Linked DNA regions of Homo sapiens: region 1 is linked to region 2. The links are chromatin loops, found by intact Hi-C in ENCODE. Cell type or tissue: A673. All regions are shown on one strand. Each heading gives the region's core, and the rest is flanking DNA. Links, peaks and the distances in the headings are about the cores only. Region 1 overlaps C16orf95 (chromosome 16 open reading frame 95). Region 2 holds the start of LINC02181 (long intergenic non-protein coding RNA 2181).

The links. Hi-C counts contacts between places; a loop is a spot of excess contacts. Peaks named below come from ENCODE experiments on the same cell type or tissue, not always from the same donor. Only the 100,000 strongest peaks of a DNase experiment are listed, where the experiment ranks them.
Region 1: it touches region 2 in a loop (2.8-fold over the local background); 2 of 110 quality-filtered maps call a loop at or near these places.

Annotation. Positions count from the first base shown.
Region 1 is chr16:87,290,816-87,306,596 of GRCh38, forward strand. It overlaps C16orf95 (chromosome 16 open reading frame 95), which reads right to left. Exons shown (of 7, transcript NM_001195124.3): 6 at 14,904-15,090; 7 at 11,999-12,260. The coding sequence ends at 12,242. It overlaps LOC101928682 (a long non-coding RNA gene), which reads right to left and starts at 1,637. Exons shown (of 5, transcript NR_104667.1): 1 at 1,553-1,637; 2 at 869-922. RefSeq lists enhancers at 4,941-5,929, 5,930-6,916, 15,205-15,781. In A673, for the core only: a CTCF peak has its summit at 7,309 (motif pointing left); a DNase peak (open chromatin) is centred at 7,296.
Region 2 is chr16:87,054,831-87,070,611 of GRCh38, forward strand. It overlaps LINC02181 (long intergenic non-protein coding RNA 2181), which reads left to right and starts at 2,954. Exons shown (of 3, transcript NR_126008.1): 1 at 2,954-5,669; 2 at 6,228-6,354; 3 at 7,922-9,161. In A673, for the core only: a CTCF peak has its summit at 8,057 (motif pointing left); a DNase peak (open chromatin) is centred at 8,011; H3K27me3 peaks cover 577 bases.

The DNA of each region.
Region 1 (15,781 bases), core at 4,061-12,060, 240 kb after region 2:
GGTGTAAGATTCCCCTCGGCTGGAGACCTGCTCATTTTTCAAGATCTTTCCTGAGCACCATCTCTGCCCCAGCACTGGGCTGAGCACTGGGCACATGCGGAGCCCCAACACTGCCCCCAAAGGCTTCCGGCCTGGACCCTGAAGGAAGACAGGCTGGGAGCACGGGACAGCACCAGGGAGCAGCCTCTCCAGGAAGAGGAGCCCAAACGGGCAGAAATGGGGCGGGAAGGGCTCTCTTGGCAGAGAGGGTCAGATGACTGAGAACTTTACACACCAAGAGGGAAAATCTATTCTTGCATTCAGTGAAAGCACTCCTTTTGTGAACTGGAAAGTTGTTTTTTTCTTTTTTTTTGAGATGGGGTCTCACACTGTCCCCCAGGCTGCAATGCAGTGACATGATCTTGGCTCACTACAACCTCCGCCTCCCAGGTTCAAGCAATTCTACTGCCTCAGCCTCCCAAGTAGCTGGGATTACAGGCACCCGCCACCACGGCCAGCTAATTTTTGTATTTTTAGTAGAAACGAGGTTTCGTCATGTTGGCCAGGCTGGTCTCGAACTCCTGACCTCAAATGATCCACCTTCCTTGGCCTCCCAAAGTGTTGGGATTACAGACATGAGCTACCACACTCAGCCAACTTTTTCTTTAAAACCCCAAATTTTAATTAGCACCCCTGACACAGATCATTACCCCTTTAAGTAGCTAGTTTCTGAACTCCTGCCTCCTGCAGAGATTCTCTCAGGCATGCAGGTGCCCTGCCCTCCCCATGGTCTACCTCCATGAAGTTGCACTCAGTCCTACTCTGGCCCCAAACCCCTTTGAACAAAACCCATGGAATGGTGTGGCTGTCTGAGCCTCGGTCTCCTCACCTGTCAAATGTAAGAGTGAATCAATGTCATGCATGTAGGATGTCTGTGGAACACCTGGCAGGGAGAAAACAGTGAATAGTAACTATCGTTACTGCTGGTGCTCAAAAAATATCAGTCATTTGCTTGAGTCCAGGAGTTTGAGGCTGCCGTGAGCTATGACTGAATCACTGCAGTTAAGCCTAAGCGACAGAGGGAAATCCCATCTCTTCAAAAGAAAAAAAAAAGCCCTATTTTCTTCACGTTTTCCATCACAGAAAAGCAAAACATTCAGATCTAGTAATTAATACTTCAGCAAAGAAGGCTCATGAGCCCATTTCTTTTAAGCATCTTCTTAACATTTCTGAGCCTGTCAGTAATCACTTTCCCATGTACTGGGTGGTACTGAGTAATTATCTCCAGCTCTCCCCAGGTCCAAGGTATTCTGCTGCAGAAACGTGACGTGTATGAGTTAGCTAGTGCTGTGTAACAAATTATACTGAGACTCAGCAGTTTCAAACAACCACCGTTGAACATCTCTCACAGTTTTTGAGAGTTGGGAATCCAGGAGCAGCTCATCTGGGTGGTTCTGGCTCAGTCTTGCTAGTTAAGTGGATGTCCAGGGCTGCAATCCAGGATTGCATGACGGGGCCTAAAGGATCCGCTGCCGAGCTCACTCATGTGGCTGCTGAGATTTCAGCTCCTTACCATGTGGCATGGTCACAAGGCTGATGGTGATGTAGCAGCTGGTTTCCCCAGAGCAAAGGGTCCAAGAGAAAGGAGAGAGGAGAGAGAGAGGGAAAGAAACCAAGAGGGAAGCAACAGGACCTTTTATGACCTAATCTTGGAAGTACTGTGGCATCACTTCTGCAGATTCTATTGGTCACACAGACCTATGTGATATAATGTAGGAGGGGCTACACAAGCACGTGAATTCCAGGGTGTGGGACTGCTGGGGGCTATCCTGGAGGCTGGCTACCACGACATGTCTGAGATCAGTTCCCAAGGACACCATCCCATCTGGGAACACAGATGGGAGCAGCTACGTCTTCCTCTGGTGCGTCTTCAAGTGTGGCTGCCATCCATTAGAATCAAGAGCTGAGATGGCAGCTCCTGAAAAGGATGGGAAGGCTGTGACCTCACAGTCCATGGGGGAGGTTGGTGCGTATTTTTCTCACCAGCTGCAAGACAACTGGTGGGAAAATGCTCAAGGCATTAACACTTCCCTAAGGTGAGCACAGTCATTTCAGCACATTAGCAGGCTGGACTCATAAGCATTTCAGAAACTCAAGTGAGAACCAGAGCCGGGAGGTCAAGCTGGCAAGTCGTTTCAGATGGTCTTAAATTTTATTTAAAAAGGAAGAATGCAGGATTGCACAAACAGGGGCTTTCTGTGCCAGACCTGGCCATAATCAGCTTCTCTCTCACCTGGGAGGACAAAAGTAAAAGAGATGTTTGGAAACCCCAAGAAAACGTATTTAGAGCAGTTGAAGGTGGGGTGGGTGGGAAGGAAAGTAACTATTTCCATAGAAAAGAAATGATGACATGATAATATTTTCGTTTTACATCTTTTCACTGTTTCCAGAGGTAGACAATTACAGCCTCTTGGTTTCCTTCCAATCGAGCCCTTGAACCAGGACCCTAAGGGACCCCAGGGATCTGAAAGGAAGTCACAGTGACTTGGGTAGCAAAGGGCAGTTCCAGGGCTCTGGCTCTCCCAGGCCCCTGCACATTTCACATCTACACCGTGAGAGGCAGCAGAGCCAAAATCCAAGCTTTGCACCCCCATTTCCTCATCTAGAAAATGGGGATGCCAATGGTACCTGCTTCAGAGTATGACATTACTATGGAGGATGCATTCAATACCTGCAGCTCAATCTGTGCCTGGCACTGGCTGAGCACGTCACCAGCACTACCTCACTTAGCAGGTAAAAAAATGAACATCCAGAAATTTGAAGTCGCTGGCCTTGCCCAGAGGGCTATGTTCACCAATTGCCACCAGGGCTGTTGGACCCCAGACTGCGTCTCAGCCTGGGCAGCTCAGTGTTACTCTTCATCCAACCAGCGAGCCAGTGTCACCCCTCAGTGTCTCAGAGGCCCCTCCAACTGAGCTCCTCCTCTCCTCCACTCCTCTGCCCCTGCCCCTCCCCGACACAGCCCCACCTGCCCCTCTTCCATCCTGTCCTCACCTGTGTCCCATTCAGGATGAGCAAATCAGCTGCAGTACCCAGTCTCTGGGAGCTGACACTCCAGTGCAAGGGGACACATGGGACGCAAGATGCACAAAACAAAGAAAACAGACGGGCAGCCCTGGCTTACGATGGCTGGGCCTAACCATGTTTTGACTTTACATAGATGCGTGGATGAGTCAATCAGTAGGTGTATAGATAGACAGATAATACATGAATGAGTGGCTGGGTGAATGGGTGAGTATGTGGATAGGTGGGTGGCTGGGTGGGTGAGTGGGTGGATGGATGGATGGATGAATGGATGAATGGATGAACAGATGAGTGGGTGGGTGAATGAGAGTGTGTGTGAGTGAATGGATAAATGGATGAGTGGGTAGATGGGTGGGTGAGTAGGTGGGTAAATGGAGGGGTAAATGAAAGGACAGTGGATGAATTGTTGAGTGGATGGGCGAGTTGATGGACGAGTGATAGGTAGATGAATGGATGGTGGCTGGCTGGCTGGCTGGGTGAATGGGTCAGTGGATGGATGAATGAGTGACTGAAGGATGAATGAGTGCCTGAAGGATGAATGGATGGATAGGTAGACGAATGATGAACAGATGGATAGGTGGGTGGATGGATGGATGGATGAGTGGATGAGGGTACTGATGAACAGATTAGCAAATGGAGGAACAGAATCATTGTTCTGGTTGTAAGAAGCCCAACTCCTTCCTTTAGGAGAAGTACTAGAAATGTCCATGTTTGTTTTCTGCAGTCTTTGACAAATGTTCTACAGTCGAACAAGGTCTGGCTGTAAAATGCCTCTTCCTTTTCTGAGGAAAAACAGCACCTCTTTTTTCTTTCTTGCAAGTGACGCAAAACATTTCACATGGCCTCAAACAGATCTAGCACCTAAGGGTCAGGAGCTGGAAACTTCACCAAACACATACATCATTACAGTTCTCCTGAAAGTAATGGTGCCACTATTTATGACCATGAATACGGCATTAAACAAATACTGAGATGGGGAGAGCTCGTTACTCAAGGCCATTAAACAGCTCAGGAAGAGTGCAGTTATGTTAGAAGCCAATTAAGAGGACTCACACCGGTTGTCAGCAGCCCACGAGGTGCTGGGACGTCCCCTAGCACATAGTAGGCACCTCGTAAAATGCGTAAACCAAAACAAGAGAGTCAGATTAGCAGTCCAACAACAGGGCTATCTGGAACACTGCCCTTCATCATCCCCTGGGCCGCGTGCAACATGGACCACAATGCTCAAGAGTCCAGGACCATTCATGAACACACAGAGCAAACAATGCACCTCAATGGTAAATACCAATGATTTAGTCATTTATTTATCAAACACTTCCTGAGCACTTGCCTGCCAGGCACTGTTAAAAGTGCTTTATAATTATTAATTCATTAAATCATCATAGCAACCTTATGAGGTAGAAGCCATTATTATCCCCATTTTAAATATGAGGAAACTGAGGCGCAGAGATCCAACACACAGTAAGCTACGGAATCAGGATGTGAACCAGACTATTCAGCTCACAGTTCATGTCTGAAACAGACAGCAAAGAGGAGGAGCCTGATGAAGGTTCATTATACCACAGGTGCTTACACACACTCCCTTATCTAGGGGGAGGAGCCTATTGAAGGTTCATTACACCACAGGAATTTACAGACACTCCCTTATCTAAGGGGAGGAGCCTGCTGAATGTTCATTACACCACAGGAGTTTACACACCTTTTTGTGGAGAACAGGGTCTCGGTATATTGCCCAGGCAGTTCTCAAACTCCTGGGCTCAAGCGATCCTCCCATCTCTGCCTCCCTAAGAGCTGAGATAACAGGTATGAGCCACTGTGCCCGGCTCTAAAAGCTTTTGAGTCCTATTTTGTAGGCCCCAGTGAAACAGTGTATCCAGTTCATGATCACCAAGGGATGCTAAAGCCATGGGCAAGGTCTGCTGGGCTCGGGCTGACTTGCCAGGGCCTCCTGGTCAGTCTTTGCATTTCAAGAGTGAGGCCTACAGCGTCGTGAGCCTGCTGACACATGCATGGCGGGCACGGAGCCCGGCCCAGGAAGCCGCCTTACAGAAAATATGACAGGCCAGTCTATCAAACCTTTAGGTCAACTACAAGTTTACAGGAAACACGGAGCAGAGAAGAGGGAAAATGCAAGGTGGTTAGATTTTTTTTTAAACTTTGCCCCTTTTAAAAATTTCAGATTCATATACCTGTTTTTATAGGCAGAACGGTTTCTGGGAGGAAGGAGAGAAGGTAGGATAAAGGGCAGTGGGTGGAGGACCTTGCTCAGACAGAGAGCAGAGGTCAGCTGGGGGTGCAGGGTGGAGGCTGAGGCTCCTGAAGCTCACGTGGGCAAGGAGCTGTGCTTCACAATCACCTCCTAGGGGACTCTGCCTGGCGCTGCAAGCACCCCAGAACCCAGGATCTCCCACTGCCCAGAGCCCATGCTGTCGGCGATGTGAGGGGCGAACCTCAGCAGCCAGGGCAGAGTGGCCGAAGACACACGCGGACACCTGCTCTCCACCACCTCCTGCTCCCCACCTGGGACCAGGGAGCTGGTGTCCTGTGATTTCTGGAATCTCACACCCTGCCAGTGTGCTGGGAAGGACACAATTGCCTGGCTGGTGCTGAGACGACATCCCCACATCTGGAATGCCAAGGTGGCCTCCTCCGGAATGCCGCCCCTTCCACTGCTCATGGGTTGGCCTGAAGGTTTGTTGTTTTAACATAAAAACGGGGCCTCGGCAGGGCACGGTGGCTCACGCCTGTAATCCCAGCACTATGGGAGGCCGAGGCAGGCAGATCACGAGGTCAGGAGATCGAGACCATCCTGGCTAACACGGTGAAACCCCATCTCTACTAAAAATACAAAAAGTTAGCCAGGCATGGTGGCAGGTGCCTGTAGTCCCAGCTACTCAGGAGGCTGAGGCAGGAGAATGGTGTGAAACCAGGAGGCGGAGCTTGCAGTGAGCTGAGATTGCACCACTGCACTCCAGCCTGGGCGACAGAGCGAGACTCCGTCTCAAAAAAAAAAAAAAAAAAAGCGGTGGGGGGGCCTCAAACAGCACTATCTCTCTTGGAAATGACAAAAGTGAAAACAGGAAGCTTCCAAGTGCCCCAGTGGACTCCCAGGGCTCCCAGATCCCCCAGTGCAATGCCCACCAGAGAAAACAGCAGGTATCCAAAATCAACAAGTACTTATGCGGCACCTGTTGTGTGTCAAGCATGGCAAGAGTCCCTGGGACAGCTACAAAAGCTCCATGACACTCAACACCACTGAGCCTCAGCCCAGCCTGGACCAAACATCACTAAGTGATCACAGAGGTTCTTCCTCAAGGGCCTGGTGACCTCAGGGGTCTTTGCTACAGTGCCCAGGCAGCACAACCCATTTGCAATTCCTCTAACGGGGAGGCTTGGAAAGGGTCTCCCCAGAGTGGACAAGTGGAGAGGCAGCACCTGGAACTGGGAGGCCGCCGAAGGAAAGGTGGCCTGGATGGGCTGCAGGAGAGCCAAGGCCAAGTCTCGCATCTGCCACCAGCTTTTGTGGGGCTTGGGACAGGGCATGGCCCTCTCTGGGCCTCACTGTCCCCATCTGCGAATGAGGTGATTGGACCAGTGTCCCCACGGCCCCTCCCAGGCCTCAAGTCTTGGCACATGGGTCACCAGAGAGCTCTCAGAAGGTGGGGCCAGGCACTGCCAGGAGCAGCCCGAGAAGCCACCAAGGCCTGGACTGGGCCAGGCTGGGCAGACTGCAGTGCCTCCACCTGCCATGGCGGCCTGGCTGGGCCAGTGGGACTCCAGCCACATGTGGTTCATGGCTCCTGAACCAGACGGTACAGATCAACTTTTCCACCATCACAGAAAGTTCCACTGGGCAGGGCTGGGCTGTGTGGTCATTACCCAGTTAATGGCCTGGGGCAGAGTGAGGGGAAGAGAGGCAGAGGGGAGGAAAAAGGAAGGGAGCAGGGGAGGAGGAAGGGAGGGCTGTGTGGCTGGGTGGAAGGGAGATGGGGAGGAAGGGACAGAGTGTTTCTCTGGGCTCCTGACTTGAGTCCAGGGTGCAGACAACAGGAGCATCTTCTCCAAAACCCTTTAAACGGTTACCCCACATTTCACCTCCCCTGGCCCCACCAGGTCCAGGAAGTCACAGCTCCCTCTCCCACAAACCATGGGCTGACCTGGGCAACTGAAGCCCCCTCCAGCCCTGGCCTTCTGGGGCTTCTATGCTAAAGTCTCTCAACAGTGCCCTCTTGTGGCTCCTAACGCCAAGTTTCACGACAACGCCTGCAGGCGGAGAGCTGCCTGGGGTCCGTCTATGGAAGCCGTGGTCCCGTGTGGGCTGCAGCAACATTGTCACTGGGTTATTCAGGACATGTGGTGCAGCCTCAGGTACCACTCCCCAAGAGCACACCTGCACAGATGTAGACAACAGAGCCAAATAACCCCACCCACCTGGAACACAGCCACTGCCACCACCACCGAGGTCCAGACACCATCGTCCCCCACCAGGTTTCCTGCTGCAGCCTCCAAGCTGGTTTCCCGTGTCCACTCTTGCCACTCTATTCCATCCAACACTCTTCAGCTGGAGTGGTTTCTCCAAAATGCAGCCTGTGGTCACGGGCTGCTGTGGCCGCTGCCTTGACCTGTCCTCCCTTGCCACTGACACGGCCAGGGGACCCAAGCCTTCATGGCCTTCTCGAATATGCCCTGAACCTGGCTGTGGTGCAGGATTTAGCCACACAAATGTGAAGCCCTGACAGCCTCCCAAAGCCTCCCATGCTCTCTGCCATCCGCTTCATCCTCCAGTGCTCTTGGCTGCCCATGCCACGACCCAGCCACCCTAACTGGATTAAGTGGCCGGAATGCCCCCACCTGTCACCTCCAGACTGTCCACCCCTGCTGTGCCTGTGCCCTGGCACTCTGGTCTCACCTTTCATTGCCAGGTTTCCTGGAATTGTCTTCAGGTCTCTGCTCCGATGGCGCTTCCTCCCTGACTGGTGAGATGGGATCTGCTCACCTTGTCTTATCTTGAGTTCACCCCAAAAGCAGAGCCTGAGGCAAGGATTGAGCGCAAGTGTTTTCTGGGGGAGGTGATGCAGGAAGCCCTGTGAGGGAGTGGGAAGGTGAGGGGAGGAAGGAGAGCTGGGATGAAGGAAATTAGCAAGAAGGTGGCCCCAGTGGGCGGTACGGGCTCAGTCCTGCTGGGAACACGGCCCAGAGTCATCCCCATCGAAGGATGCGGGGGCAGAAGTGCTGACCCACACCTCCCACCCATCATCGGCCAAGGGCTGCTCCTGGGGCATCACGTCCTGTACATCCAGCCTGTCCCTGCAGTGGCTCCCACAGCAAGAACACCCCAGAAAGAGGTTGCTGGTCCTTGTGGCAACGTGGGAATGGTTAGCAGGTCACTGACGGAGCTCCTGGGCCCTCCTTGTGTTCATGTGTGCCTCAGGCAGGATGGCAACGACCCCCACCTGAATTACAATACCCTCGCTGCGCAGTGGCACCCTGGAGGCAGCACATGTCTTCTTATGCTGTCTCCCTGGTGCCAGGCATCCAATAAATATGTGCTGATTGAATAAATGATGTTTAAAGTTGCCCTAGGGCCACTGAAGATGTGCCCCTGGAGAACACGGCTTCCACTCCCTCCACGGTGGCCACTGCAGATACGGATGTGCCCAAGATACACCGAGGCCCTGGCCCGTCACTGTAGCCCTCTTTGTTCTGTATATCTGAGACTCCCACGTCTTTCTTCCTTGTCTCTAAGGTGAACCCCCCAGTTCAAGCATCCCAGAGTCTGGTTCCTGTTTGACACTTTTTTTTAGAGAGACAGGGTCTTACTGTGTTGCCCAGGCAGGAGTTGCAGGGGTGTGATCACAGTTCATTGTAGCCTTAAACTCCTGGGCTCAAGAGATCTTCCCACCTCAGACTCCCAAGTAGTTGGGACTAGAGGCATGCACCACTATGCCTGGCTAATTTTTATATTTTTTGTAGAGACAGGGTCTCGCTATGTTACTCAGTCTGGTCTCGAACTCCTGGCCTCAAGTAATCTTCCCCAGCCTCTTGAGTAGCTGGGATTACAGGTGCGAACTACTGTCTGAGCCTGTTTGTCACCTTTAGGTCCTCCGTTTGGTCACCCCCGGAGGAATGTGTCCTTTCCTTCCTGCCCAGGCAGTAATAACAGAGATCTGCTCAGGGGAGGAACTGAGTGGTTTCTATTTTCTTCTTTGTAGTTTTCTGTATCCTTAAAGTCTTTCACAGTGAATTGTGTTGCTTCTACAATTAAACTTATCATTTTGAGATAATTACAGAGTCATGTACACATATAATAAATAATACAGAGAGGCCAGGAACAGTGGCTCACACCTGTAATCCCAGCACTTTGGGAGGCCAAGGCAGGCAGATCACTTGAGGTCAGGAGTTTGAGACCAGCCAGGCCAACATGGTGAAACCCCATCTCTACTAAAAATACAAAACTTAGCCAGGCGTGGTGGTGTGAGCCTGTAATCCCAGCTACTCAGGAGGCTAAGGTGGGAGGATCACCTGAGCCCCAGGGACGGAGGTTGCAGTGAGGCAAGATCGCACCACTGCACTCCAGCCTGGGCGACAGAGTGAGACCCGGTCTCAAAAAAAAAAAAAAAAAAAAAGAGAGATAATACAGAGAAGCCCCATGTTATCCTTTATTCGGTTTGCCCCAATTGGTAACACATGGCAAAACCATAGTACAATACTGCAACCAGAACACTGCCACTGATGTGTTTCCAGCCACAAGAATGCCTCGCGCTGCCCCTCTATAAACACAGGCCCTTCCTTCCCACCAGACCCAGACCCTTCCTGAGCTCCCAGAAACCACTAATCTGCCTCCATTTCTATAATTTTATCATTTCATGGTGTTATGCAGGACAACTGGATATCCACAAGCAAAAGAATGAAGCTGGACCCCTACCTCATACCATATACAGAAATTAAACTCGAAATAGATTTTAGAAACCTAAATGTAAGAGCTAAAACAATAACACTCTTAGAAGAAAACACAAGGCTGGGTGCAGTGGCTCACCCCTGTAATCCCAGCACTTTCAGAGGCCGAGATGGGCAGATCACTTGAGGTCAGGAGTTCAAGACCAGCCTGGCCAACATGGAGAAACCCTGTCTCTACTAAAAATACAAAAATTAGCCGGGCCTGGTGGCAGGCACCTGTAATCCCAGCTACTTGGGAGGCTGAGGCAGGAGAATCGCCTGAACCTAAGAGATGGAGCTTGCAGTGAGCCAAGATCGCACCACTGCACTCCAGCCTGGGCAACAGAGCGAGACTCTGTCTCAAAAAAAAAAAAAAGAAGAAAACACAAGTGCAAGTCCTTGTGATCTCGAATCCAGCAACGGTTTCTTAGATATGAGCATACGACCTAAAGTCCATGCAACCTAGAAAAATATAAACCGTATTTCACAACAATTTAAAACCCACATCTACTTCGAAGGACATCATCAAGAAAATGGGTCTAGTATCCAGAAAATACACAGAATACTTACAAGTCAATAATAAAAAGATGGATAGACAACCCAATTAAAATATAGACAAACGGCCAGGCATGGTGGCTTATGCCTGTAATCCTAGCACTGTGGGAGGCAGAGGCAGGAAGATCATTTGAGCCCAGGAGTTCAAGACCAGTCTAGGCAACAAAGTGAGACCCGTCTCTACAAAAATTTAAAAAACTATTAATAGCCAGGTATGGTGGCATGTGCCTGTGGTCCCAACTACATGAGAGGCTGAGGCGGGAGGATTGCTTGAGCACAGGAGGTCAAGGCTTTGGTGAGTTATGATTGTACCACTGCACTCCAGCCTGGGTGACAGAGTGAGACCCTGTCTCAAAAATATATATCTGTGTTAGGGGGACATATCTATATATATGTATATGTCTGTGTGTGTGTGTGTGTGTGTGTGTGTGTGTGTGTGTGTATGTGTGTATCTATATATCTATATATAGACAAAGTATTTGAATAGACGCTTCTCCAAAGAAGTTATACGAATGTCCAATACGCACATGGAAAGATGTTCAACATCATTAGTCATTAGGAAAATGCAAATGGAAACCACAATGAGATACCACTCCATACCTGCTAGGATGGCTATCAGCAAAGTCACAGATGAAACAAGTGTCATGAGGATGCAGGGAAATGGGAACCCTCATGCCTGCTGGTGGGCATATAAAATGGCAGAGCTGCTGCGGACAAGAGCTGGGCAGTTCCTCAAAACATGAAACATGGAGTAATATATGATCCAGCAATTCCACTCCCAGGTGTACACCCCAGAGAAACGCAAACCTCTGTCCACACAAACACTTGTACACAAATGTTCATAACCACATTATTCACAAAGTAGAATCACCGAAAAGCAGAAACAACCCAAAATTCAACCATCAAAAGAAATGACATACTGACATATGCCTCAACACAGATGAAGCCTAATACGGAGTGAAAGAAGCCAGTCATAAAAGACCACTTATCGGACGACAGCATTAAGATAAAATGTCCCAGAACAGGCAAATCCAGAGTCAGAAAGTAGATCAGAAGTCACCAGGGATTGGGGGAGACGGGAAGGAGTGACTGCTTAATGGTATGGGACTTTTTGCAGTGAATGTTCTAGAATGAGCAGTGATGGTTGCAAAACTCTGTAAATATATTAAAAACCACTGAATCGTATACTCTAAAAGAGTGAATTTTATGACATATAAAAGAGATCTCAGATTTTAAAATTCAATTCACATATACAATGTTATGCTACTTAAAGGGAGACCCACCTGACACAGGTGCTGAAACCATTTTCGGGCCCTCATCCAGTGGGTCTGCTGTCCCTGAAGAGACACTCGGAAATAGCTGCCCTCCCCCAGGGACACGGACATGGGGACAAGTCCCCCCTTAATGAAGGGAAATCAGAGGTCATCATTTAAGAGGTGGCCAGTTTAGAGTTTCACAAATAACATTTATTGACCACATTCATAACAGAAACTCACCCACATTCACATGAACTTTGCTACAACCAAGAATCACCTGATGAGAAATCATTTGGGTTGAATCCTGGGTGTGGATTCTGTTCTGAGAAGACAGCGACTGTCACAGACGCCTCCTGATTGGTGGACTCTCAAAGATCTTGATCGTGACACATTTTTGTGGCTGTTCTTGACAGTAGCTGAAGATTCCAACTTCAAACCCCAAAACACTGGCTGGAAAGCAAAGAGAGACAGTTACTAGGACCCGGCCCCAGGCTGAGACCAGCTGCCCTCAGCGCGTGCCCTTGGGAAACCTCCATGAGCGGAAGGCAGAGGCGCTCCACAGTGCACAGGGCTGGAGGAATCCCAGGCAGGGAAGGGGTGCAGGGATGAGGGGTGGGGTGCAGTCCTGGCCATATCGCTTTCCAGCCGCAGGACTGGGGTGAGGCATTCCACCTGAGTGCCCACTCCTTCTGAAAAGGGATGATAATGCTGGCTTTGCAGAACTGTGAAGGGGACAGGTGAAATGAAGGCAGGTCTCACCCTGCTCTTGGGGGCTCCCTGCCAAGAGATTCTAAGCCCACCCTCTCCCCCCACCCCCGGCTGCTGTAGCACATCTCTCCAGGCCGGCAGACGGGCCGCCGAGGCTTCTCCTGAGATAAGCTGGGTTGGTGGCTTGGGGCATCTCACAGGGCACCCAAACATCCCAGCTGGACAAGCTGTGCCCTCCCCTGGGATGCTGGTTGGTGCCTGCTCCGCTGCCCTGGGAGCTTGGCTCAGAAGCAGACACCTGCTATGGAAGCATATGAATCACCAACACCACAGAGTGAGTGACTTCCTGGGTCTTTCTAGACAAGCTGTTGATAAGGACAGGAAGAGATGGGGCCCTCCAAGTGCCAGAATTCAGGGGCTGGAAAACAGGAAGCTGCACCAACATGCAGGCGGGTCTCCACCTGGACTGCACTTCTGGGGAACTTCAAAACAAGAGCATGCCCAGGCCCTCCCCAGAACAGTTACTCCAAATCTCTAGACAAAGCCCAGGCATCTTTCTCTTTTTCTTCCCCTCTCCTTCCTTCCATTCCTTCCATCTTACCAAGTAATTTGAGCCTGAGGCCAGGGCTTAGCAATTCCCTTTTGGGCCCCCTGACCATCTACTTAACATTGATCCTTTAAAATTGTTTCTTAAATTTCTTTTAGAGATAGGATCTTGCTCTGTTGCCCAGGCTGGAGTGCACTGGCACAATCAGCTCACTGCAACTGCACTCTCCTGGGCTCAAGCAATCTTCCCACCTCGTTCTCCCAAGTAGCTGGGACCACAGCACTACACTCAGCTAATTTTTTTATTTTGTGTGGAGATGGGGTCTCACTATGTTGCCCAAGCTGGTCTTGAACTCCTGGGCTCAAGTGATCCTCCCACCTTGGCCTCCGAAAGTGCTGGGATCCAGGTGTAGGCCACCACACCTTGCCCATCCTCTAAGGCTGGGATCCAGGTGTGGGCCACTGTGCCCGGCCTCGCCCATCCTCTAAGGCTGGGATCCAGGTGTGGGCCACCATGCCCAGCCTTGCCCATCCTTTAAGGCCAAGTGTTCTTCTTTGCTTCTCCCAGTGTGGGTACAAAGGAGTCAAACTAAATGTGATCATCAAGCTGCCAAACATAAAAAGAAAGATAAATCCACAAGAAAAACGACAAAGAAGGAAAGCTCTCGCTGTTGCCCAGGTACTGCTCATGCTCAGAGACCAAACAGAGCTCACCGCGCCCGCTCCTGGCCCCCTTCCCAGTGCATGGCCTGGAGAGGCTGGCGCCCAGGCCCACAAGGGACCCGTACCCCGATGCACATCACAGCCTCAACTGTGACTGCCCAGGGAGTGGGAGGCAACGTCCAACTCTAGGAGAATGGATAACCCAAAAAACAGGGGAGAGCCTCCCGCTCCCGCTCCCAGCCGTGGCAGAGTGACCAAGACCGGGCTAAGCTCCTGCTGTGAACAACTAGAAAACAGGACAGGACACCTGGCAGCTACCTGCAGACGCTGCACATTTTCTAGAATCTTCCTCTTGCAATTGCATGGAGGAGACAACGAGCAAACAAGTAAATGCATGTAAATTCGACTGTGTGTGTGCGTTTGTTCACAGGTCTCCTCATCCATGCAGTGTGATGCAGGCCCCCAGGCAGGAAGGAGCTGCACTGGGCAATGAGGAGGAGGAGGAGAGGAGAGAGGCTTTGCAGAGGAGCCACCGCCTAGGCCGAGAGTAAAGGAGTAAGAGGAAGTAGCTGTTCCCCGAAGCCCAGCTGTGGCCCGGGGAGTGGCCCCGGAGGCTTCCTGGGGGAGGTATCCCAGCAGAAAGCCATGGCTGTGGGCAGCAAGGGTGCCAGGGGCGAAACTCGAAGCCTGGGCGAGGATAGGGACTAGAGACCAGGGGAAGGGGCTTTCTAGTATGGAGACTGGCGGCTGGGGCTCAAGCTGGGGACAGGCAAGAGGTCCCCATACCTGAGGGGGTGCTCAGAGCTCAGAGGCTGGAGGGTGAGTGGCTGTTAAGATGCACCGTCAACCCCAACATAACAATGAAAATTTATGGAAACTGGGACCCGTGTCCTTCTGGGAGCAGGGCCATTTTAGAACTTGGGAAGAGGGAAGGGGTGGAAGTGCCCCACGAGGCCCCCGCCGCCCCCAGGCTGCCCTGGCATCTCTAGGTGACGCGGGGCAGAGCCTGCGCTGTGCAGAGCACCACAGGACACACTCACAGTGCCGGGCCTTGGACGCCTGTCAAGTTAAGCCCCACCCCCCACTCTTCCACATCCCTGATGGCCACCAAGCCTCCCTCAGGTGGACGTCACCATGCCAGGGCCACCCACTGTCCCCCATCCCCCACCTGCTCACCGAATGGCCATGATGACCCTCGGGATGGCCTGGAGGAGGGTCAGGAGGCCGAGGGGCAGCAGACGCGCTGCAGGAGCCGGTAGCTGGTCCTGGTAGGGGGCCTGGAGCTGCTGGAACTTGGACAACAGGCACTCATCACCGCAGATCCGCCAGCAGTTGTGCCAGCAGCATGCATCCAGCAGGGGTGCTAGGCAAAGAAAAGGTGGGTTGAGGACAGGGCGTGTTCTCCGGGACTCTGTGAGCCACGAGGAGGCTGCAACACCAGCCCCAGAGCCTCCGGGAAATGGGGACTTCCAGGACCCAGCCACAGCCCCGGGGTGGGGACACTGACCCGGAGCTCACGAGATAAAGGCCGTCTTGCGGGTTTATGATATCCTGGGTAACGGCAGCCTTGGGGCTGTTTTTCAAGAGGCTTGCTCTTTTAGAACAGCATATGGAACATGTGCAATGTCTAGCTGGGACTTGTTTCCAAATCCTCTTTTTTGGAGCGGGAGTGGGTGGTGAAGATCAGAGGAACCACACTGGATAATGACTGGAGCCGAGTGATGGGCACGTGGGGCTGATTTAAGCCAATCTCCACTTCGGGGTATATTTGAAATTTTCCATAACAAAAGTTTAAGGAAAGCCACAAGCACGGATGGAATTCCAACGTTTCCATTTCCTTGATGCTCTTCGGCACTTTCTACACGGGGTCTGGTCAGCATGTGATCCTCTGGATACTAGAGTTTGTTTTTATTTTTTATTACACTGTTAATATGCTACTAATATAAAATATACATTAATTATATTAATGTAAATATCATAAATATACTTTCCTTATGAAAAATTATGCCACAAAAACATAGAGGAGAAAAGCACCTAAGTCTGTCTTTACAAGA
Region 2 (15,781 bases), core at 4,596-12,595:
CCTGCTGTCTTTGAAGACGAAGGAATGGGCCATGAGCCAAAGAATGAGGCAGCCTCTGGAAGCTGGAGAAGGCAAGGACTCGGCATGACATTCATGGAAACATTTTCCCAGGAAACACACTCAGGGACCCCTGATCTTACTGTCCCTTCCTTTGCCAGAAAAGGTTCCAGAGACATCCCAAATTCATCTTCAGACCCTGGCATCATCAGAGGGGTCTCCCCAGAAGGAACCAGCCCTTCCTACACCTTGATTTTAGCCCGGTGAGACCAGCACTGAACTTCTACACTACAGAGCCCTAAGATGATAAAAGCATGTGTGTTTTAAGCCACTGAGTTGATGGGCATTTGTTACAGCAGCCACGGGACACCACTACAAGCAGGAAGAAGGTGCCATCTCTGCCGCTGGTGAATAGCTGAGTAGATACCCGAGGCTGCCTTCCTCCGACATCCTTACTGCATGATAAGGACAAGCCTGCCCTTGTTTAAGCCATCTTAAGTTGGGTTATTGTGATTTGAAGCCCAGTGCATTCCTACTTGGCATCTGTGTCACCTGACGGGGACTTTACTTCAAAGTTCTTTTTTGAAGAATTTTTTTTTTATGGGAGAGAAACCACATTAGCAGCTAAATGAGTTGAACCCCCTAGGATGGTGCTGAGGTGTGAAGATGAATTTTGGAACCTTTTCTGGCAGAGAAAGGGAAAATAAGATCAGGGTTTCCTAAGAAAATATTTTCCTTCCATATAATGCCCTAACGGCCTTCAACATTCTAAGAAGAAAAATGGATTGTTAATTCAATGTTTACTGAATCATAAAGTAGACCTAAGACCAAAAAAAAAAAAAAATAGAAAAAGCTAATTGCAATAAACAAGAGAGTGGGTTTGTGTAGGCATCAGGGCTGCTCTATGGCAGATCAGGTGTCCGGGATAACAGGTGTGTTCATAGTCTGCCATGTCCTAGACTGGGTGAAATTGTTCTCCAGTTGAAATGGTTACATAGGATAAGTGTCCCTGGGCTCTGCCTTAACAGCAGGCCCTTTATCTTCAATATGACTTCATCAGTGCACAGTCCATTTTCAGGAACGTGACTTTACTGTGTTGTTATTTCTAAGCTGATTCCTGCCGACCAATTTTATTCCTTACTTTACAACGGAGTTTCCAGGAATGGGTTCTAGTGAGGTGTTGGGACTGCCTTTGCGCATTCATGGATGGATAAGTTAATCAAGGAGTTAGGAAGGCAAGGTCATTTGTCATGGGCCCACCTCCTACCTGTCAGACAGGACTTGGCCTCAGAAGCTCTGTGGGCATTTCATCCTGCTGCTCAGTGTGCTCTGATGCCCAGCTCTGCAGAAGAGAGAAGAAGGGCCAGCCAGGAGCCTGGCAAGTGAGCAGTGCTTAGTAACTACTCATGGTGCTCAGTAACTACTCATCATTGCAATGCTTTTCTCTCTCATGCTCACAGCACCCCTATGAGGGAGATCTGGGGAATTTTCCCCTACTGCAGACCGGGAATCCAAGGCTGAGAGGTTACAGGACTCAGACTGAGAAAGGGGCGCATTGTCCCACTGCCTTGTTGGTGCCTCCTGACAGGGAGGCATGAGGGCTGTGGCCGCCACGGCAGATACTGGCCTTGGCATCCACAGCCCTCATGCTGTCTCTGCAGGCCGGGCGCCATGTGACCACACTCCTCTCTCAGACCCCACAAGAGCCCCGTGGGGGGCCGTGTGCTGCCCACTCTCATGATGAGGAAGCCACGACCTGAGAGAAACTTAGCGTCTTGCCCCCGATGCTGCGATGCTTGGGGATGGGTGTAAACACAGGCGGCTGCCGGCACATCTGGGCTCTCCTTGTGACCTGTCAGGCCCGCCCGCTGCAATAGAGCCTCCTCTGTCCCCTCGGGGCTTAGAGAGGTGAGGCAAACGCTTTCAGCCAGAGGCAGTGAGAAGGGTTCCCTCCACGGCCAGCAGTCTGAGCTCAGATAACTGACTTGCAAAAAATCCCTGACCAACCGGGAGCCTGAGAGGTGTGGGCCGGGTAGGGCGGGAGGAGGGGGAGGAAGCCCTGGGTACCCCAGGGCGCAACATGGCAGGGCCACACTGGAGGATGAGATCAGGCCTCCCAGGCCTCCCAGGCCCCCACCTGCGATGACTCCCCCGCATCGCCCATCGCGGCTGGGATTCTGGAGCCAGGCAGGGGTTCTGTGGTCTGAGTCCCTCTGCCTGTGTGACTCTGGGAAAATCACCAGACCTTCCTGAGCCTGGATTTCCTTCCGTGTGGAAAGATAATCATCAACGACCCGCGCCTATTTCAAGGAGACTCTTGGCCCAAAAATCCCGATTCCTCTAATTCCTCCTGATTTTTCTAAGTCGTGAACACATTAATTTATTGTCTTTCTAATGAGGCAGTGAGTGAAATATTCCGAATATTAAACAAGAAATACCTTTTCGGAAGGGTTTTTGTGAAGCCCTTTAATGGAGGGAGCATGGAGCCACCGTCAGACCTGATCTTCACGGATTTCGGGGCCCTCTGCTGGTTGCCTACACATCCACCCCCTCCCTAAACCTTCCTCGTTGACACGATTCTCGTTTCATTTGGCTTCAAAATGAGTTCCAACAACAACAAAATGCAATTTCCCAGACTCCTTTGCAGCGGAGAGTGGTCACATGACCCCATTCAGCCCAATGAGACGGGAGCCAGCGGGCCCAGAGAGGGCGTCCCTTCCAGGGACACTGCATTTCGGATTTGTGCTTTATCCTCCTCCTAGACGGGCTGAGAGTCCACAGGTGCGGCATTCACCTTGTCTCCTGAGGCCACAGGCATGGCGGCCAGGAGAGGAGGAGGGGGCTTCCCGCCCCGCATGGCCGCAGGCCGTCTCCATGGCAACAACCTCCCAGGCCCAGGGGTTCCGCAGCCTCCGCCAATCTGAGATGATTGACAGCAATGCCATCCAATTACAACATTTCCTCTCTCCTTGGGGACACCGAAAAGCAGACCACCCGGGCATACTAAGGTCAAGATGTCGTTGATCGGTTTCTTTGTTTTATTGTATTACTTGTTTTATTTACCTATTTACTTTCTTGGTAAAACCAGCCTGCCGGCTTGCTCAGGACATGAACTATGACGTCCCTGGAGATGGTCTCTTGGGAGAGGAGCCCCCCAGGCCAGCGAATCCCGCTCACCTGGGGATTAACGAGCAGGCCCGGCCATTTCCCAGGGCCACCGGTGCTCCCTGATCTCAGTGTCTCCGTCTGTAAAATGGGTATAACCAGAGCCAGCCTGTGTGGCCCTGGGGAAAGCGGCACTGAGGACAGACCAGGTGTCCAGCAGGGTCCTGCCCCGACTCCCACGCCCCCCTCGCCGGCCCCCTCGCCGCGGTCTTGCACCCTCCACTCCCCGTGCCTGCAAAGCCTCTGCCCCGTCCCTACACCAGGCTAATCCTTTGCACCTCAGCTCAGAGGCCCCGTCTCCAAAGCCTTCCCTGAAACTTCCTCCTTGAGACACCCACCATCCCCACCAAGCCTGCCACACCCAGGCCTGCTATCGCCCGTGCGGTGTCGTCCTTCTGATAAGCTGTGGAGGGGTAAGGGTCGCCCTGGTCTCTTGTTCATAGCCTTAAACCTAGAGCCACTCAAGTGCCGGGCACATAGCAGGTGCTCAATAAATACTCCTTGCTGATTGAACGGCAACCAGCTGCAAGAGTGAATGCATGGATGCCGCTCGTGGGCCTGGGTTTGGAGATCTTAGAAACAAAGCTTCCTTTTGCCACACTCATGCCTTCTTCTATCACACTCATGCCTTCTTCTACCACAATGTCACACCCTTACATCTTGTATCCGTAGGGAAATGTGGCCAGGGGCGTTTTACCAAGTTGGTCTGGGATGACGTGAGTTAACCCTCACACTCCACAGTCAGAGAGATGGGTAACCCAGGTGACCCAGCGCTAAGTGACAAATATGCTCTCGGATAGAACAGCCCAGAAAGGGCAAGAGGGAGAGTTGGAACACTCAGATAATTACCCTTCAGCGACGCAGTGCACTTAAGTGGTGAAAGGAGATTCACTGGTTGGAAAAACACTCCAGGGCGAAGGGCCAGCGTGTGCAAAAGCACCGAAGCATGACCGAGCGCGGGCATTCCCGCCAGCCACCAGTGGGCCACGCATCCCAACATGTGAGTGCCGCAAGGATACAAGTGCCTAATGTGAACCTCCAAGTGGACGATCATTCAGTACTGACTTTGGGCCTGGCCCCCTTTCCTCATGCAAGCCTTCCAGGCAGGAACTAAGAGTGAGCCATCCTCTACAGAAGAGAAAAGCAAGACACAGCAAGCTGAGAAACTTACCAGGGTCACCCAGTTGGTTGGAGTCAGAGATGTGTTACGGGCAGCAGCTCCTCTGCCCGCTTACGTCTGGGCTTTGGGGGCTGGCCCAGAGATAGTCATAATGCAGCCCTTTATTCAGCACTTGCTATGGGCCAAGTCCTTCATTCACAAGCTCAAGTCTTCCCAACCCAGAAAGAAAGATGGTTAGTTCCATTTCATGTAGGAGGAAACTGTCGAGGCTCAGAAAATTTAAGGAATTTACCGGTCATCAGTAAACGAGAGTAAAGGCCTGTGTGAACCCAAATCTGCCCTCCTCTGAAACTCTCGCTGCAGACATCGCACCCCACTGTTTTTCAATTTCATCTTCTTATTTATTCACTCAACCAATATTTATTTACCAAAGCACTATGAGGCCCAGTTAAGAATGTGTGGTCCTCGATCTGACAGCCTGGATTCAAATCCCTGTTGCCCCACAACTCTCCACACTAGCTGTGTGGCCTTGCAAATTTCACTCAACCTCTCAGGGACTCAGTTTCCTTGATTGTCAAATGGGAGTAATGACATTTCCTACCTCATTGACTTGTTGGGAGGTAGCATTGAGTTATCCCATGCCGCACCCGCTCCCTTGTAAACTCTGGATAATTACCGAGCTTTCTTATAAGTGCAGCTCATGGATCACTCAAGGCACTGGGAATATAGCAATCACAACAAAGATTCTAGTCATGGGAGATGGTCACCTAACAAATTAAAAACTAAGGCATTTGTTAAAGGACTGAATGACCAAGATTAGCGTTCCAAGGAAAAGTATGGCGCTCTGGAGTGGTCAGGAGAGCCTCTGTCACTGAGTAGCAGTGTGGCCCTGTCCAAGCTCCTGGCCTGGCTAGGCCTCATGCCCATGTCTGCATGGCAAGTGCCTGGAACCGGATGGCCATGGCAGCTTTTGCTCTGTGAAAGCCCAACTGCTCCCCTGGACTGCTCCCATGTTTTCTGTCTCCACCGAGCAAGCCTCTTTCAAAGCCCTAGAGAGAGACCTGGGTCCCCAGCACCCTCTCCTGGAGGAGATCTGGACTGAAATGTTTGGGACGCCTCCCATTCAAATGCTCAAGTCTCCAAACCGCTGGGGAGGCGTTGCACAAGAGACAGGCAGGGGTTTCAGTTTCTGGCACTTGTTTGCTCAAAGGATCTCAGCCTTCTTCTTCCTGACATGCAGCTTAAACATGTGAGCTGACCCTTAAATGAAACCCCCACAGTTTTCCATCTCCTTCCAAGAGAATTTCACGGGGTGCAGGGAGAATGGGGAGGACGTGAAACGTGGTGTATCCTGCAGGATTCACTCCCCCACTGACGGGACTAAAGGGTGAGCGTTAAACACTGGATGCCAAGTGTGTCTGCTGGTTTGTTTGGGTGTGTTTTTCTCTTCTCTTTTGCCTCTTAACTAAAACAACACCCAAAAGCACTCTGATTGCATTCAGCTGTTAAGAGGGAAGTAACTACATCTCCCCACCTTCGTTTGCAGAGATCAAAATAACGTTCTCAAAAAACGAAAAGTGGGAAGTTTACAAACACAGGACCCAGAATCTGAAAGAGTTCACCATTACTCCAAGTCAGTGATAGGTGCAGATGGACGCACTTGCTGGCAATGCAAACCTCTGAGGTGTTTCTGTAAACCCACATGCAAAGACCGTGCCTGATCCACTTTCTACCCTTACACACACACACACACACACACAAGTCAGACGGAGCAATAATCTCTGCATCAGCTGAAGTCTTGTCAGCTTAGTTGTCAAATTAAAACATAAAAATATTTTAGGCTGAAATTGGTCAAACAGGCATGTTGAGTTCAGTTTTTAAATCTTGCCCCAAATCAGTTTACTCTGACATATGAAGTCTAAATATGCCTTTCCTTCCTTGCTAGTTTCTGAAGCCTGAAATATTTTCAACTAAATGAGAAAATCTTTGCTGTTGAATGGCCTATTAGAGCTGTCACAAATGTGATTTCTGGAAATAAACAAGATTATAAGAAGGCTGGCTGGCGCAGAAACGTAAGTCAACACTAATAGGTGGTGTAATTAAATTATCCCTTAAGCCAAGATGCCAAATGACACAATTTTTTGGTGTTAATTCTAGTATGATCACCTCCGTGCAACTGTACAAATCTGAATGACTCTCTCACCAGAGGCACTAATTCTATTTTCTTCAGTTCATACCTATCGAATAGCTCTCTCTGTTCTGCTAAGGAAGCAAAGTAAAGTACTTGGGACATAGAAGTTCATATTTTCTCCATATCATTTTACAAAGGTTCACTGATGCAAACGTGGTTCAATAAACAATGTTTATTTTTTATGGGTTAGTATCTTGCTCAAGAAAATTAGAACTAAGTTTCAGGAAGATTTATTTACATTTTGACTATTGTTCACTGGCCACTGCCACTCAATACTTAAATGACTTTCTCCCCAAAGGGCAAAATCTTTAAAGCAGAACAGAATTTATTTAAACAGCTGGTTTTTTGCACAATCATTTTATTAATACATAGGCTCGAGTTATGAATAGTGAGTGACTTGCACAATTTTTAAATTCATACAACTATAAAACTAACATGTCATTCAATTAAATTTTTAAAGAACTGTACAAGATTAATTACTACCAGGCTCGATGAAGTCATTGTCCTAAGCTACATTTACATATTTCTAAGTCTTTAAGTAGTATTTCAAACTGGAGGCAAATGAATACTGCTTCATTTTTTTTTTCCAGAATAAAGGATAACATCATTCTTAGGAAAAGGAATAAATCTTTTTGTTGCTGTTGTTGAATGCCAGTTTGTTTACAATACTTGTCAACATGCACACTACTTCTTTTTAAATTAAAAAAAGATATCGCAAATCATTACTTAAAACATAGTAAGAAATCACGTCATCCCATGAAGAGTCTAAACATTGAAATTATTCAAAATTGTTTTAAAATTATTTTAATTTTAATATCAAATATGTTGAAGAGTGATAAGCACCATCCTTAGTTGAGATTCTCTGTAGCAAGAGATGGGGATAGAAAAATGTTTGTTTTTAAAATAAACTAGAAACTTTTCTGAGTGGGGAAGAGGAGAAGATTACCCTGGAATCACTCAAGGGAGGTGGAGGTTTAACGCGTCTAAGAAGCTGGTTTACCATTTTAGCAGGTGCTGATGTAGTGAAATACAATGTCCAGGGTGCGTATTCACGCCACCACTGCATGAAAAGGAAAACGCTTTTTGAGAAGGCGAGACTACCATTATCTATACCTGCCTGGTTTCATTTGACCATTTTTACGCACATAACATTTCATATAACATAAAATGTACGTTCTTCATGATTACTCTAGGAGAAAGGTGAGGATCTTTTATTTTTTTAAATATGGGCAACTGATAAAATATTGAAATAGCTACTACGTTATTCCATTTTTATCTCAAACATTTCCAGGAAGTATTTCTTTAAACTCTAGCTGGGCACTATCTCAGACTGTTTGAGGAGGGTGAGCTATTTGTTAATTAACATTTGGCTTAAATACTATAAATGCTCTTTGATAGATTAGCACATTTCAGGAGAGGCCTCAAAAAGTTTTTCTTCTTGGGTTTAGAGCCCGATGGATACACCCTGGGAGAGGCGACGGGGTGGCCCCTGTGACTTCGGGCTGCGACGCGGTGTCGTCCCCACCCCCACCCCCCTCACTCTAGAAGTCACAGCGCCATCTACTGGACAGCGGACAAACCTCCCCACCCAGGGACGGGCTTCTCTGTTTAAGGCCATCCAAACTAGAAAGCTTAAAAATGCGTTTAAGAGGTAGAATACCATAGTTTACGGAACAGAAGAACAAGAACAAAACTCTCTAATCAAAATCACAGGGACCTGGAAATATTGGTCTATAGCAATTTGGTTTTTGGGGGTTTTGTTGTTGTTGTTGTTGTTTCGGGGGCGGGGAGGGAGTTGGTTTTGGTTTTTTGGTTGGTTTTTGTTTTTGTTTTTGTTTTGAGACGGTCTCACTCTGTCATTCAGGCTGGAGTGCAGTAGTGCGATCTCCACTCAATGCAGTCTGGACCTTCTGGGCTCAAGCGACCCTCCTGCCTCAGCCTCCCGAGCAGCTGGGAACACAGGCGCACACCACCACGCCCGGCTAATTTTTAAATTTTTTGTAGAGACAGGGCATTGCTATGTTTCCCAGGCTGGTCTCAAACTCCTGAGCTCAAGCGATCCTCCCGCCTCGGCCTCTCAAAGTGCTGGGATTACAGGCAGGAGCCACCACGCCTGGCCTATAGCAATTTTGAAAACTGGCTCAAGCCCATTCCTCTATCCCCTGACATAACCCCCCAAAGAGAAGACTTTTTAAAAAGGTAAGAAAACTGTTTTTTTTTCATTTTTAAGAGTTTTATATTAGCTATAAATTTCTGGAGTAAAGATTTGGTTCCACCTAGTCAGCTCCCACATTTTTCTCCCCATCATCCTTGGGGCTAAGGTGTAGGAGAGCTGGGTAGAGACACACACACTCACACACACGCGCACACACACGCACACACAGACACACACGTGCGCACACACACGCACCCAGACACACGCGCGCGCACATACACGCACACACATGCACCCAGACACGCACACACGCGCACACAGACACGCACACGCATGCACACACACAAAAACACTCCTTGTGATGGAGCTCTTTAATCCTCCTGGACCCTGAACGCTTTGGTGAACACAAGCGTACAAAACTAGGATAACCCAAATATTATTCTGAATTCTTTTTTTCAGTCGTTTAAGCAAAACAACTTTCATTTTTAAAGTTTATGTGATTTTTCCTTATAAATATCATCACATTCCACGATACATCTGTCCGATGTCGATTTCTGGACTTTCTTACGCAAATAACCATCCTGCCTTCCTCCTCCTTTTCCCTCCTAACTGATCATTAGATTTGCCTTGAAATTCCAGTATTAATTGCTTTATCTTGGAAATGAAAGGCAGGGTATTCTTTTCACAGAGAACTCTATAGTTTCATAATTTCCTACACTACTTGGACTAGTTTCGTGGAAAGGAAAGGAGTCAACTGTGGCCTAGCACATTAACATATGTTTTCTTTGCAGTCCTCTCAATAATTTGACAAGACGTGCAGAAGATTTTAAAAAGGCAACTTATATTAACAAATAAAAATTACAATTAAATTTACTGAGTATTACAATTCACCCATTTTAAGAGAGAAATTTTTTTAACTGAATCTGATTTTTCTTTATTACACATCATTAAAAAAAATGTGTCCTAGGACCCTAAAATCAGGCTTGCTATTGTGTTACAGGCACACTTTACTTCATTTCGGGTGTGTGTGCATGTGTGTACCAAAGTATTTAAATTTTGTAAGTTAATTTCTCACTCAATAGAGTTGGAAAGATCTGGACATTATAAAGGCAAACTCATTTTCTGCTGGAATGAAATGAGAAAACGAAAATTTTAAAAATTCATTTTATTAGGTAAATTTAGTAGGGACTCACTGGGAGCCTCTGAAATACACCAGCCCGCTTCTGCTTACTTTCTCCGTCTTTCAGAGTCTTAAAATGAAAATCAAAGTCACTCCCCCTCCCCTTCTTATCCGATGTTTGCATAGAAATTGTAGAGTTTCTTTTCCTAAAAGTGGAGAATGGTGCTGAGAGCCGAGGGGGTGAGTTCAGACAAGAAGCCCTGGAGAAAGGGAACTCCGCGCTGAAGGCAGGGAAGGCGGCGAGATGGAGGAAGGGGTCAGAGGCGCCGGGGAAGACCGGGGGGCACTCACAGTTCCCGAGTCCGCTTCTGTCTCCTGGTCCTGATTCCAAAAGGAAATGTGACTCTTTTGTGCAGAACCAGAAATGAACATCCAGGAAGTCGGCAAAATCACTAACTAAACAACCAATGGAGGAAAAACAACATTAAAATTCCAAATTTGGGGTTTTTTTTCCATAATGGAACAGAAAATGAATTGAAGGGAGGGGAGGGGAAGAGGACAGTTTTCAGTATATTTTAATTTTTTCCTGTGACCTGAGCTGGGCCCCAGGTTAATCCAAGTTTGAATCTGGAATCTTTGCTCTCCTACATCTACATCCTATAAAGGGTCACTTGACTGCAATAAATTCAGGCTGATCGCAAACCCCAAACTTCGCTGTATGAACAGTCTAAGCTCCTGCCGACGATCTGAAATGAGTTTTCCTATGAAAATATACTTTAGAACTCAGCGACCCCCACCCTAACGAAGGCCTTCAATGACAGGAAATGTTTGCCATTTTAAGCACTTTTTATTTGCATTTGCTCTGAAGCTGAGGGAGTTAGAGGAGAAACGTACGTTTAATGCTGGTTGTGAAATTAAGATGGATGGAGGAAGTGTGGACGCATGTGTGTTTCAAGGACCCAGACCGGACATCCTGGGTCCTGCAATTAGCCTCAGCAACAAGGGTAACTTTGCTCTGAATTCCCACAAAAGCAAGAAAGAGATTGCCTGTTGCAGTAGGGCCGTATTTTACATTCTCTTGTGTTGTTGATAAATTGGAAGAGAAATGCTTCCTCTTTTCAGCCGGTTAGACTTATGAAAAATGGCATCTTGCAGTGTTTGTGGGGTGGAGATGTGTTTGTGCGAGTGTTTTCTCTCTGGGATCAAAAGAGGAAAAAAGATTTTTTTTTCCCCAAAATCACCTAAATACTGGAGCTCCGAAACACGCAGCATGTGTATAAAATTGTCCTTCAGAAATCCATCTTGAATTTTTTTTTAAAGTCCTCTCTTTGATCAAAAGCCGGCAAAGAATTACATTTTTCTCCATTCTGTTGCATTTCACATGGACTAACACAGGGTGAGCCTAAACAAACACGCGGCCTGGCCATGAGTGCTTCTTTCAGTTCGAGTAGCTTGAGGTGGGCTGGATGCATTTAGGGGGGTGAGGGGAGAGGATGACAGTTGGGGGGATTCGTTAGAAGGAGGGGAGGAAGGCTACAAACTTTAGGGGAAGCTAAGACAGAAATAAACCCGTGATGAAAAAAAAACGTAAAACTGCCTCCCCGCACGGAGCCTGCACCGCGCAGCTTCACTGTTGAAATTCTTCTGCCCGAAAGATAAATGGCCTACTTTATTCAAGAGTGTCAAGTAGGGAAAACAAAACAAAACAAAAGCCCTTCAAAGTATATTTTCAGAAGATAATCTACTAAGAGGAGTGTGCGGGGGAGAAGGGCCGGCTCCGGGTAGGACATTCTGAACAAGGACCCCTGAGAACCTAGAGCTTTAATGGAGACAACCAAGAAAAGCCAGGGCTGGGCTGAGGCTCTTCAAGGGACAGGAAACCGGCCGACTCCATCCAAGCCCCCATGGAAATGGCTGCTCAGGGCCCCCCACGTGCAGCGTCTAAGCCACCAACAACACAGGGCCTCCCTGGCACCCCGGACGGTGTGCGAAGCTGCGGTGCAGATCCCGGGCCGTGGGCATCTTGAGCCACCACTGAGAGTGACGCCCTTTGTGTGGCATCTTCTCCAGTTGGAGGAAGGAGATGCCAGCCGGGCCAGTGACTCAGAAGAGGTGCCCTGTCATCTCTGCAGCCAGCCGGCATCTCCACGCAGGCCTTAGCGTGTGAAGGTGAGGGGACCTTCACCTCTACCAAGGCAGAGAACAGTCCCCGTGACCCCAGAGACTGCCCTAGAATCCCCCTCGCCCACAAGTGCAAGGACCCCGTAGCAGAGGGGCAGTGATCCCTGCTATGCCCCCCACAGCCTGGGAGCCACCACCCTGCCTGTTCATGTCCTAGGGACCCAAAGAACTTCCCCCAAACCCAGCCAATTGTATGGACAGTCTTTTGCCTGGCGTGGGGGCCAAGTGGACAATACCACACGGAGGACGGTGCTGAAAATTTCAAAGGAGAACCGTCTGAGGCGGCTTTGGCATTTCTCCTTTTGCTGCATGCAGAATGCGCAGAGCCCTCCATGCTCAAGGCAGGCGCCAAGGGGGGCAAGGTAACGTTCCCTGGAGCCGCAGGCCTGGGGCGTGATTTATTAGCGGTGGCACAGGCCCGGGTGGAGTGCAAGGGAAGGCAAGGCGTTTTCTAGATGTTTAAGGTGGAGGAGAGGGACCAGGACACTTGTTACAAACGCTGACAAGGCCAGCTGCCACGTGGACATTCGGGGACCCAATAACCTAGCGGCCGTCTCCCCCGCCCACCTCTCCGGGTCCTAGGCCACTGCGCCAGTGAATACTCCCCGGGCTCTTGGCTGCTCACATTCTAGTTTTCAACCGTGTTGTGGCTGACACAACCCCACGCCTGGGGCTAGCAGGGAGCTGACAGCTTGGTGAAGGTGAGAGAGCGAGAGAGAGGGTGTACCCGTGGGGGAAGAGAAAACAAGAATGTTCTAGAAGGGAGACAGAGCCCAGTTCCTTGACCCAGAAGGCAGGCGCCATACACTTTTCTCTTTCACTGGTCTTTCCCTAAAATGCCAAAAAAATAAACCAGGGACGACATAAATGTACGTGCAGAAAGAGTTTAGAGATTTCATGCGTGCGCACACCCGACTGCGTTTTATTTTTACTTTATTTATTTGAAACACCAGGTCGTGTCTTCCTCCTAGAGGCCCTTTTTCTGACTGTGTTACCCCTGCTCCCACGGAGCTTCCCTCTTTAATGTAAACGAAGGCATTTCCCAGAGCCTTTTGCTGGAATGTTCTAAAATGCAGCATCGACACATTTCTATTTCGTTTTATTGCAGACTTTATTTTACGGCTCTGAGTGTGTGGGGTGTGTGGAGCCCGGGCCAGGGAGGAGGGTCCGGCTGCGGAGGAGCTCCCTGACGGTGCTGTCGGCCTCAAATAAATCCCAAAAAGTGACGGTCGAGCTGGCGAGAGAATTTGGGAAACCAACAGACAAAATATACAGCACAGCCCGTGGGCCTCCCCTTTACGAGCCACGGAGAGCTTCGGGGCTGGAGGGCCGGGGCCTGCGAGGCCACTCATTAGCGCCTGATGAATTGGACATGGGGCCGATGGCCCTCCTGGGGCAGCCAAATGCTCGAAAACCAAGTTTTATTAACCTAATAAAATGAGAGGGAAAAAAGTCAGGAAAATTTCAGCTGGAAGAATAAATGCAGGAGAGCGCAGTCAGTGAACCGTCTTTGAGTATATTCAGAATTATATGGGAGGCCAGGAGCAGCTCCCAAGAAGACCCTGCGTGCGCCGCTAATGTCTGATTTGGGCAGATCAGCGAGCAAATGCGACAACAGCCCACAGGGATGTGTTACAAATTAGTGCTTTTTCATCTTATTTAACACCAAAGCCAGGGAATGCGAGAGGAAAGTGGCCAAGGCCTGTCTTCCCGGCAACTTGGAGCACAAAAGGGATCCTGCCCCAGCCGTCCGAGGTCGGGGAGGGGAATGTGTCAGCCCCCAGGAATCTCATCCAGCGCCTGCCTTTCAGAAAGTGAAGGATCATGAATTAGAGCAAATAAATCAAGCGCACACAGGCATGAGAGGGTTTCTTTTATACACAAATACCTTCTGGACCCTACACTTTGGAACCAACCAGGGCCTGTGAGCGTCTATTTTAGGACACTGGCTAGTGGGAGCTGCGGCCGCATAGCTCCCGGAGCCGTGAGTGGCCATGTCCCGCAGGCCACTGCTGTGTGGACATAAGAACCCGCTTTGTCCGCGGGACTTTACGAGGCCACCCGCTTACTCACCTTGGACCCCCAGAAAGCAAGAGAGCAATTTATGATCTCTGGATCCCCGGGCAAAGGCGGCTGGAGGCCTGTGTTTGCAGTGTCCCTGCACAGGAAGGGAGGACAGCCCAGTGCCAGACGCGTCGGTGAGAGCACGCGCAGGAGAGGGGCTCTGCCTTCAGTCTGGTTCCTGCGTAGGTGCCCGCCAGCCTCAGTGCTGGCACCGCTGCACGGTCACGGATGTGGCAATGCACCCACAGAATCAACAAGCCCCGGCACCCACAACCGCTGCCTCCTGAGTCCAGCAGAGAAAGGAAAGTCTAGCCCGACCCAATGGGCCAGCACACACCTCCCCACAGGCCGTCCCTTCGTGTACATATGTACATATATGCACTCATATGTTCTATAGACGTCCCCATGTTGTCCTCTGCTCCCTTCCTGAGCCGTGTTCTATCCTCTGGGTGCAGTGCCTCTACCGCAGCCATGTTTCAGGTCCTTGCCGAGCACTGATGGGAATAAGTCGGTCCTCACTTGTGTATTCATCAGGCATCCAACTCCTGGGCTTTTTATGCAGCTCTGAAAGTTGGGACTGTTCCTTTTTTTTTTTAAGTTGCTTTAAAATGTCACCACTACAGGGGATTTTTAGAGTGACAAAACTATTTGTATGATACTCTAGGGCTGGATATTTTTCTTTACATTTTCTTTACATTTGTCCAAACCCATAGAATATTCAACACCAAGAGTCAACCCTGATGCAGACTGTGGACTTTAGTTAATAATAATGTATCCATTTTGGCTTATGGGTTGTAACAAACATAACACGCCAATGCAAGACGAGAATAATAGGGGCATGGGGAGGATTAGAGGGGAACTCTATTTCTGCTCAGTTTTTCTGTAAATGTGAAACTACTCTAAAAAATAAAGTCTAGTAATTTAAAAAATTCACTGCTAAAATGATAGGATTTTTTTTCTTCGCCTGTTCTCTTCCAGTTTGGTATTTCCTGGGAAAAGACTTTCAGAAAGTAGCAACGTTCAAAACAAAACAAAAAACTCGCACCAATGCGCAGCTATTCCTGCCTCCCACCTGAGGCCACTCCGTGCAGGGTCCCATCTCGGAGGACATTTTCTGAGACTGATCTCAGCAAAGACAGGGGTGTTTGGAGCGTCTGCTGCAGTGACGACAATGAAAGCCAAGTTGTTTAAACTGTATTCTCATTCATTTTTATTTGTTACGCTAATGTCCCATGGCGCTGAGTGCAGTGACAAGATCACTTTAAATAAACTGAAATTCTGCTTTCCTTTCGCAGTTGACGCGAACCAATTTACAGTCCAGTGTAAGCCTGTCAACTGGGATTAAAGGATAATACTACCCCGTCCTCGGAGGCCAGAGAGAAGGGTTGAGTCTGCCCACCCACGGTCTGCAAACCTGCCACAGGTTTACAGAGGAGGTCTCCTTTGGGAGGGGACTCCGGGGTGATGGTTTACCTGGGAGTTCCTGGCTCAACATGTGCCTCCCCGTCAGGCTTTGGCAGGAGATGGTCCCCCCTGCCGGGTTTGGCAGGAGATGGGCCCTGTCCCTGGTTAGAGAGAGAGAGAGAGAAAGAGAGAGGGACAGAGAAGAGAGAGACAGAGATAGAGACAAAGAGAGACACAGAGACAGATATAAGAGGGATAGAGATAGGCAGAGATAGAGAAACAGAGGGAGGGAGAGAGAGACAGATAGAGATGGGGAGGGAGAGAGACGGACACAGCAGTGCATATAAACCAGAAGCAGTGCCACCCTGGTGTCCTCCCTGGGGA